Linked DNA regions of Homo sapiens: region 1 is linked to region 2. A link is a loop called in an ENCODE intact Hi-C map of the cell type or tissue named here. Cell type or tissue: body of pancreas. All regions are shown on one strand. Each heading gives the region's core, and the rest is flanking DNA. Links, peaks and the distances in the headings are about the cores only.

Region 1 (8,334 bases), core at 308-8,307, 450 kb after region 2:
GATTGTGGATGATGATGTGAGCTGGACAGCTATCTCCACAACCAAACTAGAAAAGGAGGAAGAGGAAGATGATGGAGATTTGCCTGTGGTATGTATCTTTGGGGCTGTCAGGATTTTGAAATGAAGCAAGCTTCTCAATTTCCTTTTTTTTTTTTTTTTTGAGACGGAGTCTCGCTCTGTCACCCAAGCTGGAGTGCAATGGCATGATCTTGGCTCACTGCAACCTCCGCCTCCCGGGTTCAGATGATTCTCCTGCCTCAGCCTCCTGAGTAGCTGGGATTACAGGCACCCGCCATCATGCCTGGCTAATTTTTTTTTTTTAATTTTTGTAGAAATGGGGTTTCACCATGTTGGCCAGGCTGGTCTTGAACTCATGACCTCAGGTGATCCACCCACCTTGGCCTCCCAAAGTGCTGGGATTACAGGCGTGAGCCATTGTGCCAGGCCAAGCTTCTCAAATTTATTTTTCCAGCTTAGGGTAGATTTGTAGGGGGGTTAGTTGAGAACAGAAAAGAGGTGACAGTTTCCAAAGAGCTGTTTAAAATAGTTTTCTTTGCTGATGCCTATACACCAACTTGTCTCTTTATGGAGGGTCCATCAGCCTAGAAATGAGATGGATCACAGAGAGAGGACTTCTCGACATCAGTGTTAGAGTAATGATGAGACTTAGCTGTGGTTCATTTTGTTGGAATCTTTCTTAAAAACAATGCTGAGGTTCAGTTATAGGGAACTTTTTATTTGCTCCTTTTTTCAGTGCTTTAACTAAGCTTTCAAATTGTATATTCTTGCCTAAGTACTGGAGATATGTAGATTAATAGAACATAGCTGTATTTTAGAGATTATACCCTAGAATGAAAAACTGAATTTCAGATAAATTTCAACAGTATGGTAAATGTTGGGGATGTTTCACATACGTACCAAGTACCATTAGAGCCCGGGGAGGTAGCATACTTTGTATTCTGTTGGGAGATATCCTGAAAGATGTAAATACTGAGTTTTGAAGGGTAAGTAAGAGCCAGGTGGACAAAATCATAGGCAAATGACCTCCCAGTGGTTCATGAAACCATTGCTGAGAATTTCTGAGAAACAAAGTGGAAAGGAGAGCTGTAGATAGGCTGAATTCCACTAAAGTTGGTAAAGATGGATTCCAGTGAGTATTTAATATTAATTCCCAGCAAAATTCTTTTTTTTTTTTTTTTTTTGAGACGGAGTCTCACCGTGTTGCCCAGGCTTGAGTGTAGTGGTATGATCTCGGCTCACTGCAAGCTCTGCCTCCTGGGTTCACACCATTCTCCTGCCTCAGCCTCCTGAGTAGCTGGGACTACAGGGGCCCACCAACACGCCCGGCTAATTTTTTGTGTTTTTTTTTGTATTTTTAGTAGAGACAGGGTTTCATCATGTTAGCCAGGTTGGTCTTGATCTCCTGACCTCGTGATCCGCCCACCTCGGCCTCCTGAAGGGCTGGGATTACATGTGTGAGCCACTGCACCTGGCCAATTCCCAGCAAAATTCTAAAATAGATTATTTAAAAGAGGGCTTGCTAGTAATTAGAAGGGAAATAGTGATCTTAGGGAGCCAATTTAGTTTTGGTCAGAAGAAGTAAATATTAACAATGTTTGTTGTTTTTTTTTAATTTTATAAAAGCAATGCATATTTATTACAGAATATTTGGGAATTAAAAAAAGTTTAAAGTTTTTAAAAGAATAAACACTTGCATGTTACCATCCAAAGATAACTGCTAATACTTGGATGCATATCTCTTCAGGTTTTTCTCTTTAGAGATTATACACGCTTGTATTTTATTTTTTTGAACATAATTGGGATCATATTGTACATAGGGTTTTGGAGTCTACTCCTCTGCTAAATAATATGTTGTGGATACTCTGGTAAGACCTTAAAATATTCTTTGAGTGTATGATTTTTAACGGTTATGTAGTAGTTCAATATATATATTTTATCTGTTCTGTTACTGGATACATGGATTGTTTCCACTTATAAAATATCATACATCGTTGTACATAAATCATTTGTAGAAATCAGTTTATTTCTTTATTCCCATAAAATGAAATGAGTGGATCAAAGGGTATGGTTCGCTTTAGTTATATTCCCATGTTGCTTTCCAAAAGGTGCTACCAATTTACACTCCCACTAGAGGTGATGAGAATGCCAGTTTGCCTACGTCGTCAATATTAGAGCACTATTATTATTATTATTATTATTATTATTATTATTATTATTATTTTTGAGACAGGGTCTTGCTCTGTTGCCCAGGCTGAAATACAGTGGTGTGATCATGCCCCATTGTAGCCTCTACCTTCCAGGTGCAAGCAATCCTCCTACCTTAGTCCTGCACGTAGCTGGTACCACAGGTGCGCACCTCCATGCCTGGCTAATTTTGGGTATTTTTTGTAGAGATGAGGTCTCTGTGTTGCCCAGTCTGGTCTTGACCTCCTGGGCTCAAGTGATCCTCCTGCCTAGGCCTCCTAAAGTGTTGGGATTACAGGTGTTAGCCACATGCCCCACCAATATTGAAGGATTATTAACAAAACAAAACCAATAGCAAACCTATGCTGATTTAGCAAGTGAGTAATGGTATCCAGTTTCTTTTTTTTTTTTTTTTTTTTTTGGTGGAGTCTCACTCTGTTGCCCAGGCTGGAGTGCAGTGGCGTGATCTCGGATCACTGCAAGCTCCGCCTCCCGGGTTCACGCCATTCTCCTGCCTCAGCCTCCCGAGTAGCTGGGACTACAGGCACCTGCCACCATGCCTGGCTAATTTTTTGTATTTTTAGTAGAGATGAAGTTTCACTGTGTTAGCCAGGATGATCTTGATCTCCTAACTTCATGATCTGCCTGCCTCGGCCTCCCAAAGTGCTGGGATTACAGACGTGAGCCACCGTGCCTGGCCCAGTTTCTTTGAACACTAGTGAAATGAATCATTTTTTATATGTTCATTAGGCTTATGTTGTGGGTGTATTTTATCATTTGCCTTTTCACTTAGTTCATAATTGTTTTTATTATTTTTTTTTTTTGAGACATATTCTCACACTGTCACCAACGCTGGAGTGCAGTGGCTCAATCTTGGCTCACTGCAGCCTCTGCCTCCCAGGTTCAAGTGAACCTCCTGCCTCAGCCTCCCAAATAGCTGGGATTACAGGCGCCTGCCACCATGCCCAGCTAATTTTTGTGTTTTTGGTAGAGACGGGGTTTCACCGTGTTGCCTAGGCTGGTCATGAACTCCTGGGCTCAAGCAATCCACCCGCCTCAGCCTCCCAAAGTGCTAGGATTACAGGAATGAGCCACCGCACCTGGCCATTTTCTTTTATAATATTGTCTTGCTTTTATGATGGCCCAAAAACCTAAACAAAGGAGGCTTTAGTGCCACTGCTCTCTGCATTGGTTAAAACAGATCTTGATTACTGAATTCATTTTTGTAACTGCAAGATCACCACCACCACCAGTAATAATGGTAAAACGATTATGATGATTACGATAGCAGTGGCAGCACAGGAATAATTAATAGGTGTCATTTATTGGGCATTTATCATGTACCAAGCATGGCTAAGCTTACGTGAATTATCTCATTCAATCCTTATAGCAATCCTTTGAATCCCACTTTTACAAATGAGGAAATTGAGGCTTAGAATAATTTACCAAAGGTTACACAAATGCTAAGTGGCCGAGCTGGGGTTTAGATCTTAATTCATCTTGCCCGAAACCTGTGCTTTTAACGCTCAGTGAGAGATCTCAAAACTGGGTTATATGAAGAATGATGGTAGGATTTTGGGAGAAGTAGAGGGCTATTATGACCTGGATTTAAATTCCAGTTCTGCCACTTGTTAGCTTGTGACATTGAGAAAGTTACTGAACTTCTCCGAATCAGTTTGCTATTCAGTAGTGTGGAGCCTTTCTTTACAGGATTATTGTGAGAATCGAGTTAGATTATATGAGTAAACCACAAAACACAGTACCTTGCACATAGTTGCTACTCTGTAACTAGGATTTATTATGCCAGCAATCTTGAAAGTTTGTCATGTGGACTTACATCACAGGTCAGAACTAGAATGAATTCAAAGAAGTTATAGGAAGGCAGATACGGTACTAGTAAAACTAAGAACTTTCTAACATTTTTGAAAAATGCAGTGGACTGTGTTGTAAGATAATGAGTTCCTTGTCAGGAAGGGATTGGGCGAGTGACCACTTATTAGGAATACTATAGAGAAGATTCTGATTTGTTCAGAAGTTTAGAAGATATGAAATGTGGTTTTAGCTCTTAAAGATTAATGATTCTGTGTACATCTCAGTGGCTCTTTTTGGTTGTATTCAAGAAAACCTATCACTGTGACTACCTACAACAAGAAAGGATTCATAGAAACCCAAAGTCCTTGATTAGTGCTAGGCATGATGGGGGGAGCCACCTATGTTTCCACTGTTAATGTAGAAGTAAAAGTGTAAAAGGAATTTAGTTGTTAGTTTACAAGTGGCTGTTGTGTACCTAGCAGGTTAATAAAAAGGTTTGTAATGAAAAAAATTAACCTTTGCAGGGTAATTGATTAATTAGAGAAGGATCTACAATTAAACCAATACAGTGACAATCAGATGTTTATGGAGCAAACATAACTGAAGACCCCTACTTACTTCTTCATGACCATTTTGGATATATGTACGCCCTTGTGTTAGGAATCGGAATGGTTGTAACTTCAGGTTCTTGAGACAGTGCTTCTTGGCTGGATCCTGTGGATTTCCTAAGATAGGAAATCTTTACTCTCACAGGTGGCAGAGTTTGTGGATGAGCGGCCAGAAGAGGTAAAGCAGATGGAGGCCTTTCGTTCCAGTGCCAAATGGAAGCTTCTGGGAGGTGAGTTCCAACAATAGATAAATCTAAATTTCCATTAGTAGGGGAGATCTTTTTTCCTTTTCTATACTTTTCTTTAGAGGAATGCATAGTTTGTTTTAGCATGTCATTGATCCTGAAAAATAAAGCAGGAAAAAGGAAGTTGGACTTCTTCAGAGGTAGTAAGACATAGGAACTTATAGACCAGATATTCCTCTTTCTCTTATATTTTGGCATTAGGATTACTGAGGTTGGTGACTAATTTGGAGGCCTTTGAGCACCCATTCCTCTTTGACTCAGAATAGGAGAGCACTTGGTGTATAGGCAAGACTTTGGGAGGAGTTTACAAGAAACAGGAGCAGAATTTGGGGACTTTAGCTACCACTATCCTCTTCCACAATGAAGCAACTCATTTCTGGGGGGTCAAGGACCAGTGTATTTTGTTCTGTTTGTGTTAGTAAATTTCTCTCTTCTTTCCTTAAGTATTGGTGTTTTATAGTGCATTACCCTCCACTTGCCCACTTTGGACTCTTCCTAAGCTAATAATCTTAATTTAACTCTCTTTAAAAAAATTTGAGTCCTTGAGAATTGGATAAAAAGCATTTGTTTGTCACATCTGTTTGAGCATAGACTAGTCTTATTTGCCATGATATTCCCCTATCTAGCACAAGGAGCTACCTTTAATAAATATTTGTAGAATTGTTTAATTGCTAGTAGGTATTTGATTTTTGTAGCCTAATCAGAATTCTTTTCCAAAGAGAATCTTTTGGTCTCCATGTCTGTTTGTCTAGGAAGACACACAGACACACACATACACACGGTGCCTTTTCTTGTGTATCTGAATGTTTAGAAGGTCAGTCACACACACACACAGTCACACTCACACTCACTCACTCCTTTTCTTCTGCCTTGCTTTCACTCCCCCATCCCAATTTGTTATTGGAAGTACGCTTACCAATCTCTGACCCTTGCTTCCTTCAGATTTACTGTTAGGCCCCCCACAGACATCATACTTTTCTCTGTGGAGTGGATTCCAATCAGATAGGGCTGTTCCCCAAAGTAAAGGAGTTGACTTGGTTTAATTCATCCATTTAACAAGTATTCATCAGTTCCTACCCAGCTTTTATTTGTATTTGGGCTGTGGAGCTCAATGACAAGAAATAGAGGTAGAGGAAGAACTGGATTTTGAAACTGTTCCAGTTGCTATAGATATTTCATTCTGTGGTGCCTTTGAATATGGAAGGTCTCAAACTATGTATTTTAACTTTAAAGCTTTACATATTTTAAAGATTGCACATGGACTCTGGAGTCAAATAGAGCTGGATTTAAATATTCCTCTACCACTTATTAGCAATATGACTTTGGCAAGTTAATCTTTCTGAGTATCAACTTCCTCATCTATAAATGAAATGACAGTATTTATGTCCTAGGCTTGTTGTGAGAATTGAATCAGGTAATCTCTATGAAACACTGGCACACAGTAGGTGATTGGTAATTACTTGCTCCTTTCTTTTTTATGGTGATTTTTCCCCTCTCTAAGAAAGAGCACAGTGAAATGGATTAAATAGTTAACAGCATTTTATTTTGATATTCACCGTTTTAGTCAATTTACCTATTGAAAGAAGAGTGAGTACAAACTATAAAGTATCTAGGCAAAATATCAGTAGGAGCCACTAGCTGGGAACTCTGCACAAATGAGGTTTTAGAAAGAACATTGGACTGGGAGTTAGAAGACTTGGATTCTAGCCTGTGTCTTCATTTTAGGAGCTGTGACCTTAGGTAAGAAATCACTCAGCTCCTCAGCTGAAAACAGAGGCTGTGGCCTCTGTTTTCATGCTGTAATACAAGGGTACCTGCCCTGCTTACCTTAAAGGGTATAATATGAAAAATGTGCTGAAAATGCTTTGCAAATTTATGACTTGGTAGGCGGAGGGGTTATTCTTAAGATATTCATGAGTGGTGGTTTGCTGCCCCTAAGCAAGAAAACTGTGCAGGCCTTTTGGGCTTTCTGAGCAGTTCTGAGGTATGTGCTACTGGAGCATCTTTTGAAACTGGGTGTGGGGGTGGACAGAGGGACAGAGCATTTGTGGGAATCTGACTCTTTGTTATTTGTGTTTAGGCCACAACGAAGACCTACCCTCAAACAGACATTTTCGTCACGATACCCCGGATTCATCTCCTAGGAGGGTCCGTCATGGTACCCCAGATCCATCTCCTAGGAAGGACCGTCATGACACCCCGGATCCATCTCCTAGGAGGGCCCGTCATGACACCCCGGATCCTTCTCCCCTCAGAGGGGCTCGTCATGACTCAGACACATCTCCTCCCAGGAGGATCCGTCATGACTCCTCAGACACTTCACCCCCAAGGAGGGCCCGTCATGATTCTCCAGATCCTTCTCCCCCAAGGAGGCCTCAGCATAATTCTTCAGGTGCATCTCCTAGGAGAGTCCGTCATGATTCACCAGATCCCTCTCCTCCTAGGCGAGCCCGTCATGGTTCCTCAGATATCTCTTCCCCCAGAAGGGTCCATAACAACTCCCCTGACACATCTAGGAGGACTCTTGGCTCTTCAGACACACAGCAACTCAGAAGGGCCCGTCATGACTCCCCTGATTTGGCTCCTAATGTCACTTATTCCCTGCCCAGAACCAAAAGTGGTAAAGCCCCAGAAAGAGCCTCTAGCAAGACTTCTCCACATTGGAAGGAGTCAGGAGCCTCCCATTTGTCATTCCCAAAGAACAGCAAATATGAGTATGACCCTGACATCTCTCCTCCACGAAAAAAGCAAGCAAAATCCCATTTTGGAGACAAGAAGCAGCTTGATTCCAAAGGTGAGCATATGACTGTCCATGAGAGGGATGTATGTATCCCTGGGAGCTTTCTTTTGGCCGTTTAGTTGATTTATTAGGTATAAGAATGGAATTTCTTTGGGAAAGTTTTGAAAAGTGAGAGGCTGGGTTTGGGAGAGTTGAACAATTATGGTGGCAGGGAGGAAGGTTTTCATATGTCTTTTTATGTGCTCGCTCCACCCCATATAAAAGTACAATTTATTTGTTGCAGAAGCTTTGGAATGTACAGAAGTATATAAAGATAAAATGTGACACAAAATTCTGTCATTCAGAGGCAATTATTGTTAGTGTTGTGGCCAGGGTCATCTTAGTCTTTTTTGGTTTGCATTTTTTATATAGTTGAGCTCTGGCTGTGTAGAACATTTGTATTGCATGTGCAATCTTGCCTGCTGTCCTTTCTTAACGTAGTCTTCCTCAGGCCATAAAACATCTTTATGTTAGTATAATTTTTAATAGTGTTTAATTACAAATTTAACCATTTTCCTAATAATGAATGTTTTTGGTTATTTCTAAGTTTTTTCTTCTGTAATTCTATAATGAACATCCTTGTACATAAACTGTTGTCCCCATTTTGGATTATTTCCTTATCTACTTCTAGATAGATTTCCTCGAAATTCAACTACTTCTATATAAGTTTCCTAGAAAGCTGAGA
Region 2 (8,334 bases), core at 27-8,026:
CATCTTCCTAGAGCTCCCTGCCTGTCCCTGTTGCCCGCAACCATATAGTGTGGGCATAGGAGGCTCTAGGCAGGAGCTGGGCTGGAGCCAGGTGGTATCAAATTTCTCCAGTGGCTGAGTCGGGAGATCTCTCTGGGGCCATTGGGAATTAGGCTGCTTTGTCTTCCTGCTGGGTCAAATTTATTTTCCAAAACTAAAATTTTGTTATGCCAATAAATGACTTCTGGTCAACACAATGTTCCAAGGCTCTGTGCCAGTTGACCCCTACTACCCCCTCCTCCCAGCCCCAGGGAGAAGAGAAAAGGGAGTGGACTAAAGTAGAGAGGGAAGAGAGGCTGGGCTGTGTGCACAGAGGGCACCCACTGCAGGCCAGGCTGGGTTAGGAGGAAGAACAGGAACATACCAAACTCCACCCTCTAGCAGAACTCTAGGGAACCCAGCTCGCCCTGCCCAGGCCAGGGACCTAAGAAGGTTCTACAACATAATTGTCACTCTTGCTCTGCTGTACCTGGCCTTTCTCATTTTAACTCACCTCAGCTTCTCACCCTCACCACCCTCTTCCATCTGAACTGTAATTTGCCCAGAAATGAAGAGAGAGTGTGTTTAGCAGAGTTCCCATCTTTGGAATGTCCTTGCTATGGAAACTTCTTGTTGCCAGTTTCTAGTCAATGACCAGGGCAGCTGGGTAGAGCTGTCTTTCTGAGGGCAGAGGCTGGGGGCATATGCTTCCCACCATTTGGCTCCCTGGGGAAGCAAAGCTTCTCTGGACTTTTCAATGCCTGCCTGTGGCTCCTGCCACCATAGACAAGTTCGTGGGCTTCACAGCCACACTTCAGACTATCACTGCAAGGCTGTTTCCTTAACAGGAAAAAAAATCAACCCGCTCCCTTGCATAAACCAGGCTCCCACTCTCATTGAGACAACCACTTGGAGAGTGCTTTTCCCTTTTTTTTCTGGGAGTGCGCCATGGCTGGGTGAAAATTACATCTCTTGGCAGCTGCTCTAACAGCTGGGAGGGAAGCAGTGAGTACAGTGGAGAAAGGGCAGCTCTTGGCAGAAGTCGCCACCCTGGTATCTGACCCAGAAGAGAAGTTTGGAAGAAAGAAATTCTCCGGTGTTAGCACTGACACCATGGGCCAACGATCCAAGTGCCATAGAGTGGAGCAGATTTAGGCAGGGCCCGCCTCAGCTAAACCCTCTGAGTCTCCAGGGGTGATGACAGCCCCAAAAGAGCTCGATGCCAGGCAGTCACTGCCTCCCCTTGCCCCATTCTCGCTCCCCACCTCAGAACCACACAGAGAGAAGGGGTTTCATGGCATCTGGCCCAGAGCAGTGAGGCAGCTTGTCCTGTTGAGAGCTGTAGAGCCGGGCAGGCGGGCCTTATAGACACTGAGTCCATGCAGGGCTCGGGGGTGGGCAAGGACACAGTCCTCTCTTGCTGGAACACACTCCCTGTGTTCACGCCGACATCATTCCAGCCCCTGTCGCGGAGCTGCCAAATTGGATTTCCTTGAATAGTGCCGTCAGTGTTGTCCCAGCTCCAGCTGGGCCCAGTAGCTCCCCTGGCCACTTCCTCTGTCTAGCTTGGTTGTGGGGGTTGAAGGGTTTGGAGTTGGGAGTTGGGATAGAGAATTTAGGAATGGGAGCAAGAATATTAGGAGCAAAAATCGGGAGGCCCCCCCATGGTGGCTCATGCCTGTTAATCCCGACACTTTGGGAGGCCAAGGCAGGAAGATTGCTTGAGGCCAAGAGTTCGAGACCAGCCTGGGCAACATAGTGAGATGCTGTCTCTACAAAAAATAAGAATATTAGTGTGGTGCAGTGGTACACGCCTGTAGTCCCAGCTACATGGGAAGCTGAAGCAGGAGGATCGCTGGAACCCAGGAGTTCGAGGCTGTGGTGAGCTATGATCTTACCACTGCACTCCAGCCTAGGCGACAAGGAAAAATAAGAAAAAAGAAAAGAGTTGGGAAACCCTTATCTGCACTGGATGGGAGCCCTTTCCTATCTCTGCCTCCTTTTGCCAACAACCACACCCTCAAAAGTAACTTTTATTATCTTTGTCTCTGTTCTCCAGATATTCTGTTAGGAGGCCAGGAGGGTTAGGGTTTCCTTTGCCCTGCCCTGCTATTGGGTCCTTCTCTGGTCAAAGATTCAGCTCTAACAAAGGAAGGGTCCACCTGTGAGACCTGTTCTGAGGACCAGCCCTGTACCTTTCCCCCATAACAACTTTGAACTCAGTCTCTAGCTTCTTTTTTAAAAAATATTCTTTTTTTATTTTTTAAAGATGGGTTCTCACTCAGCCACCTAGGCTGGAGTGCAGTGGCACAGTCATAACTCCTGTGCTCAAGCAATCCTCCTGCCTGGGCCTCCCAGGTAGCCGGGACTATAGGTGCACACCACTGTCCCCAGCTTGAACTCAGTCTCTAACCTACTTCCTTTTCCTGTTTCACTTCCAGGTGACCACTGACTGGGACCTTCAGAAGGGCACTGGCTGCACTGAGGGCCACACAGGGACCTCAGCTGCAGCGCCTCTGGCAGCTGGCATGATAGCCTTAATGCTGCAGGTGCGGCCCTGCCTCACGTGGCGTGACGTCCAGCACATCATTGTCTTCACAGCCACCCGGGTGAGATACCAGCAGGTAGACAAGTGGCCTGGCCCAGCCTGCTCCAGAGTTCGGGTATCAGGTGGCCTTAGATTCTCAATGTCCCAAATGTTAGATACTAAGTCTCTTTCAGAGTCCCTTTCAGAGTTGCATATGTAAAGAACAGGTGTGGGGACCCCACAAAGACCACAGGCCTAAACTCATTTTATCTGCAAAGGGGAGCTCTGGCTGTGCCTCCTGGCCCCTTCTCTAGAAGCAAGCCAGTGGGGTGGTGACATCATGGGCTTTGACCTTTTGTCCCAGCTTGCCTTGGGGAATCCATTCCCAGTAGCCATAGTGGGAGAGCGTGGACTGGATCAGCCAGCAGGGCAAGCAGGGAAACCAGAGTCAGATTGTTGAGACTACACTGGCAATGCAAGAGACTAACCAGGACCTCTGTCCTTTCAGTATGAGGATCGCCGTGCAGAGTGGGTCACCAACGAGGCAGGCTTCAGCCATAGCCACCAGCACGGTTTCGGCCTCCTCAACGCCTGGAGGCTCGTGAATGCAGCCAAGGTGAACAGGTGTTGGCAGGGCAGGGTGCCCTGTGTGGAGTGACCAAGGGTCGGAGCTGAATGCCCCAAACTGCCTGGGATATCATAGGTGCCTAGTAAATGTTCATTCAGTTCATTGATTTAACAACTTCAACCTTCATCCCAGCTGATATCCATTTTACAAATGAGAAAGCAGGCTCAATGCTATCACTGAAGTTTCCAAACTACTAATAGAGTAAATGGGACCTGAGTATGTGTGGGACTCAGGATGCTCTGGTTCCCCTCCTCCACCCTGGACACAGCTGTTTCCTCTGGTTCCTTAGCTGGGGGCTGTACGGAGCATTCCAGCGAGCAAGCAGGAGCTGAGGGCTGAAGGAAGATGATGAGGAGTGGAAAAATAAAGACAGCTAAACCTTCAAGATCGTATTGACAAGGGCGTGTGTGTTTGTGAGAATGTGGGTGTGATCATTCTTGTTTGTTGATTTGCCATCCCCTCCTTTCCTTTCATAGATCTGGACATCTGTCCCTTACTTAGCATCCTACGTCAGTCCCGTGTTAAAAGAAAACAAGGCGATTCCGCAGTCCCCCCGTTCCCTGGAGGTCCTGTGGAATGGTAAGTAATCAGCACAAAGGGGGTTAATCTTAGGCCTGAGGTTTGGGGCCGGGTGACAAGGAAGTTAAACTCGTCCTCCCTGCCAGATTCTACCCCCTTTCGGAGCTGAGCTCCAGCCAAACCTGTGGAGTTTTCTTTGACCATTTTAGGACATGTTACTGCTTCTGAGTTGGCTCCCCCAGCTGCTTAAACAAGACCTTTCTCCTGGGTTCCTAGTAGTGAAAAGGAGCAGCAGAGCAACTGAGGAGGAGGGCGGGTGGGAGGCATGGGACTGGGGCTTGGGGAGGTCAGGCGAGACCGGGGTGAGAGCTCAGAGAAGCTCCTGTGACTTCCATGCTAAGATCTTGCCAGAGAACTCTGGTCAGTCCTCGGGTGTCTGGATGAAGTAAAGGAGTTAGGCATTTCTTCCTTTGATTCTCTGGCTTACCTAATAGAGAGAGTCAGATGTGGTCTGCTGGGGATGGACAGAGGGTTTGTAGAAGTCTCCTAGGCTTTAGTGACCCATCCTCTGCCTCCGCCTCCATGGTGGCCAGCATGAACCAGGATTGTCTGAAGGGGTTGTATCCTCTAAGCCAGCGACCTGGTTTTATGTTGAGCGAAGAGGCGGACGCCCTCCCTAGAGGAGAGTGCAGCTGGATCAGGATGCTTGTGCAGAGGATGCCCTGTCTGCACATTTACCAGCGTTTTCCCTACCCCCAGCTCCTTGGGGGATTCTTTTTCCTGGAGTCATTTACTACTTTTTGCAAAGGAAGTATGCTATGCTTAGTGCCCAAACCAAAACTGTCTTCACTTTTTCTGTCCTCCTAGAAAGTGATCAATTGAGAGCCATGGCAGGAGAAGGAATGGCCAGAGAAGGTTACTCAGAAGGGAGGATGAGGGGTGGCTTCCCTCAGGTGAAGGTTTCACAGAGAAGAATTGAGTTTTCTCCTCCTAACCACATCCAGCACTTGCCCAATTTCCCTCAATGTGGAATGAAACCCCTGGGCCAGTCACTGCATTTCCCATAAAAGGAATGTTATCTTGGAAAGGGCATAAAGCGTCAGCCAAGTCAGAGAAGTTCAGAAACATTTCCAGGAATGCAGTTCATTTGGAAGCCCCTGGCTTTGCACTTGCGTGTCTTAGAGATAGTGTGCCTTCAACTTTACCTTCTATCCAGGGCTATTTCCTGTTGCATCTGTCAAATGAGGGCAGTGACTTAAAAGAGTAATATGGTCTTCCCAGCTTCGTCATCCTCTGCTTCCTGCTGACCAGGGGACGTTGCCACGGAATGTCTACCCTAGGCATTGAGGCATCTGGCAACTGCTTGCTTGTCACTAAAAAGTAAGAGAAAGAAGGACAGATTGCCTGGGTGGAGAAGAGTGGGAGGTGGCCTAGTGGAGAAAGCAGGATTAAGAGAAGGGAGGGAAAGATTTAGGGAGTTTGGCTAATGGAGCCCTTTACCTGTTGGAAGGGCAGCAAGCAAAAGTTTTACCAGAGTTTTCCCTACCCCCAGCTCCTTGGGGGATTTTTTGTTTTGTTTCATTTTTGTTTTTGTTTTTTTGCCTTGAGTAATTTTGACATGCAGAGTTATTCACAACTTTTTGCAAAGTACTATTTTCATTGGCTTTTCAGAGCCAGTGAAGTTGCCTTCTCCTCCAACATGACCACATTTTCCTCTGAGCAGACAAAAACAGAACAAATAAGTTTGTGGGCTTGCTTGGAGGTTGAAAGAAATAAGTCCAGTTAAAATGAGAGTTGAGCCAGGTGCCCTGGCTCATGCCTGTAATCCCAGCACTTTGGGAACTTTGGGAGGCAGATAACCTGAGGTCAGGAGTTTGAGACCAACCTGACCAACATGGTGATACCCCATCTCCACTAAAAATACAAAATTAGCTGGGTGTGGTGGCTCATGCCTGTAGTCCCAGCTACTTGGGAGGCTGAGGCAGGAGAACCCGGGAGGCAGAGGTTGCAGTGAGCTGAGATCGCACCATTGCACTCCAGCCTGGGCAAGAAGAGGGAAACTCCATCTCAAAAAAAAAAAAAAAAAAAAAAATTGAGAGTTGAGCAGCTCAGTCCCAGGAAGTCAAGAAACCCCTTCTACAGCCAAGTTATGGTTGTTTTCCACCAGGACCTGGTTGATTCAGTGTCTGGGGGCTGGAAAGTGAACTTTTTATAAAGCAGAGGGAGCTGAACATCCCTGAGATAGAAGAGGAGGCTAAATACCTCTAAGACTCTAGAGTAGCATTGTCCCAAAGAATTTTCTGCAATGATGGAACTGTTCCATGTCCATGCTGCTCAGTTCAGTGGTCACTAGTCATCTGAGTCTATTGAACATTTAAAACATGACCAGTTGGCCGGGCATGGTGGCTCACACCTGTAATCCCTTTGGGAAGCTGAGGCAGGAGCATTGTTTACGCTCATGAGTTCAAGACCAGCCTGAACAACATAGTGAGACCCTATTTCTACAAAAAATAAAATTAGCCAGGTGTGGTGGTGCATGCCTCCTGGGAGGCTGAGACAGGAGGATTCCTTGAGCCCAGGATGCCAAGGCTGCAGTAAGCCATGGTTGCACTACTGCACTCTCCATCCTGGGTGACAGAGCGAGACCTTGTCTCAAAAATAATAATAGGCTAGGCGTGGTAGCTCATACCTAGCCTATAATCCCAGCACTTTGGGAGGCCAAGGGCAGGGGCGGATCACTTGAGGTCAGGAGTTCAAGACCAGCCTGGCCAACAGAGTGAAACCTCGACTCTACTAAAAAAAAAAAAAAAAACGATACAAAAATTGGCTGGGCACGGTGGCTCACGCCTGTAATCCCAGCACTTTGGGAGGCTGAGGCGGGTGGATCACAAGGTCAGGAGATCGAGACCATCCTGGCTAACACGGTGAAACCCCATCTCTACTACAAATACAAAAAAATTAGCCAGGCGTGGTGGTGGGTGCCTGTAGTCCCAGCTACTCGGGAGGCTGAGGCAGGAGAATGGCGTGAACCAGGGAGGCGGAGCTTGCAGTGAGCCAAGATCGTGCCACTGCACTCCAGCCTAGACAACAGAGCGAGACTCCATCTCAAAAAAAAAAAGTATATATATATATATATATATATATACACACACACACACACAAATTAGCCAGGCATGGTGGCACGTGCCTGTAGTCCCAGCTATTCAAGAGGTTGAGGCAGGGAAATTGCTTGAACCTGGGAGGCAGAAGTTGCAGTGAGCCAAGATTGTGCCATTGCACTCCAGCCTGGATGACAGAGCAAGACTCCATCTCAAATAATAATAATAAGGCTAGTATGACTAAGGAGCTAAATTTTAATTTTGTTATACTTCATTTTAATTTAGATAGCCATGTGTGGCTAAGGGCTACCATATTGAGAAGTGCTGCTAAAGAGCAAGACTGATTTTTCTCTCTCCCCGCTGACAGGAGGTTATGAGGGAGAGGGGATTGGGGCCTCTTGGGGTTTTTAGATCTGACGCTGGTCTGAAATCTCTACCTGAGGGTAGGAGGGAGAGTGGGGCTCTGGAGGAGTGTGTTATTCACACTCAGAGAGTCTGTGATTGGAAGGTGCCTGAACACCCACTTGCACCTCTCCTTTTGTTGTCGTTTGCAGTCTTGAGGATACTGGCTAAGCCTCTGCCTACGCAGTGAGTCCTGTTCCTTCTCCTCTCCAGGTCTTCCCTCTTTAACCAACATTTCCCTCTCTGCTGATTCTTCCTTTCTGCCTTCAAATGCAAGTCCCTGCTACCTCCAACCAGGCAACTTTTCAAATGAATGAACTGAAGCAATTTCTCCCCTTTGTCACACACTCCCTCTGCCACAGAAGACTTGCTTTCTTACTCATAGTGCCCCTTTCCTGACCGGTTCAGGGGCTGGTTCAGAGTTCATCCTTTTTAACATTCTTGTCACTCTGACCCTATTAATGAGGTCTTTGTTGCAACGTCTCTCCTCCTGTAGCTTCTGTGGCGGCCTTCTTGGCTCCATAGCCCTCCTCTGCCTTCTCTGCCTGAGGTACTTGTTTCATACTCCTGAACTGTGAGTGTCTTCTAAGGCTTGTTTCCTGACTTTTTCCTCACTCTACATCATCCTCCTTGACAGTACAGCTATGTTTATGACCTTAGCTACCACCTCTCCACAAATGAGTCCTCGACCTAAATCTCTTATTCTGATCCTTCACCAGTGGAAAGGATAGAAACTAGAGCATAGCTTCCATAAGATTATGGGCAAATAGTCCAGGCACGGTGGCTCACGCCTGTAATCACAGCACTTTGGGAGGCCGAGGTGGGCAGATCACGAGGTCAGGAGATCGAGACCATCCTGGCCAACATGGTGAAACCCCGTCTCTACTAAAAATACAAAAAAATCAGCTGGGCATGGTGGCGGGCTCCTGTAGTCCCAGCTACTCGGGAGGCTGAGGCAGGAGAATTGCTTGAACCTGGGAGGTGGAGGTTGCAGTGAGCAGAGATCATGCCACTGCACTGCAGCCTGGTGACCGAGCAAGACTCCGTCTAAAAAAAAAAAAAAAAAAAAGAAAAAGAAAAGAAAAGAAAAAGATTATGGGCAAATAGAACCCTGGCGTCTTCTGGGACAGAGAGTGACTGTT

The links. Peaks named below come from ENCODE experiments on the same cell type or tissue, not always from the same donor. Only the 100,000 strongest peaks of a DNase experiment are listed, where the experiment ranks them.
Region 1: a loop joins it to region 2, with 2.7 times the contacts of the local background. A loop is called at or near these places in 4 of 110 quality-filtered maps.

Annotation. Positions count from the first base shown.
Region 1 is chr11:116,761,883-116,770,216 of GRCh38, reverse strand. BUD13 (BUD13 spliceosome associated protein) reads left to right here. Exons shown (of 10, transcript NM_032725.4): 2 at 1-88; 3 at 4,771-4,855; 4 at 6,951-7,664. Among named protein-coding and RNA genes, the nearest start is that of BUD13, 6.9 kb to the left of the region's middle. In body of pancreas, for the core only: no CTCF peak of the experiment used is centred there; no DNase peak of the experiment used is centred there.
Region 2 is chr11:117,213,884-117,222,217 of GRCh38, reverse strand. PCSK7 (proprotein convertase subtilisin/kexin type 7) reads left to right here. Exons shown (of 17, transcript NM_004716.4): 10 at 2,460-2,627; 11 at 3,054-3,161; 12 at 3,650-3,752. Among named protein-coding and RNA genes, the nearest start is that of PCSK7, 14 kb to the left of the region's middle. RefSeq lists enhancers at 2,556-3,056, 3,511-4,710. In body of pancreas, for the core only: no CTCF peak of the experiment used is centred there; DNase peaks (open chromatin) are centred at 87, 1,037, 1,457, 3,887 and 1 weaker place; H3K27ac peaks cover 3,074 bases.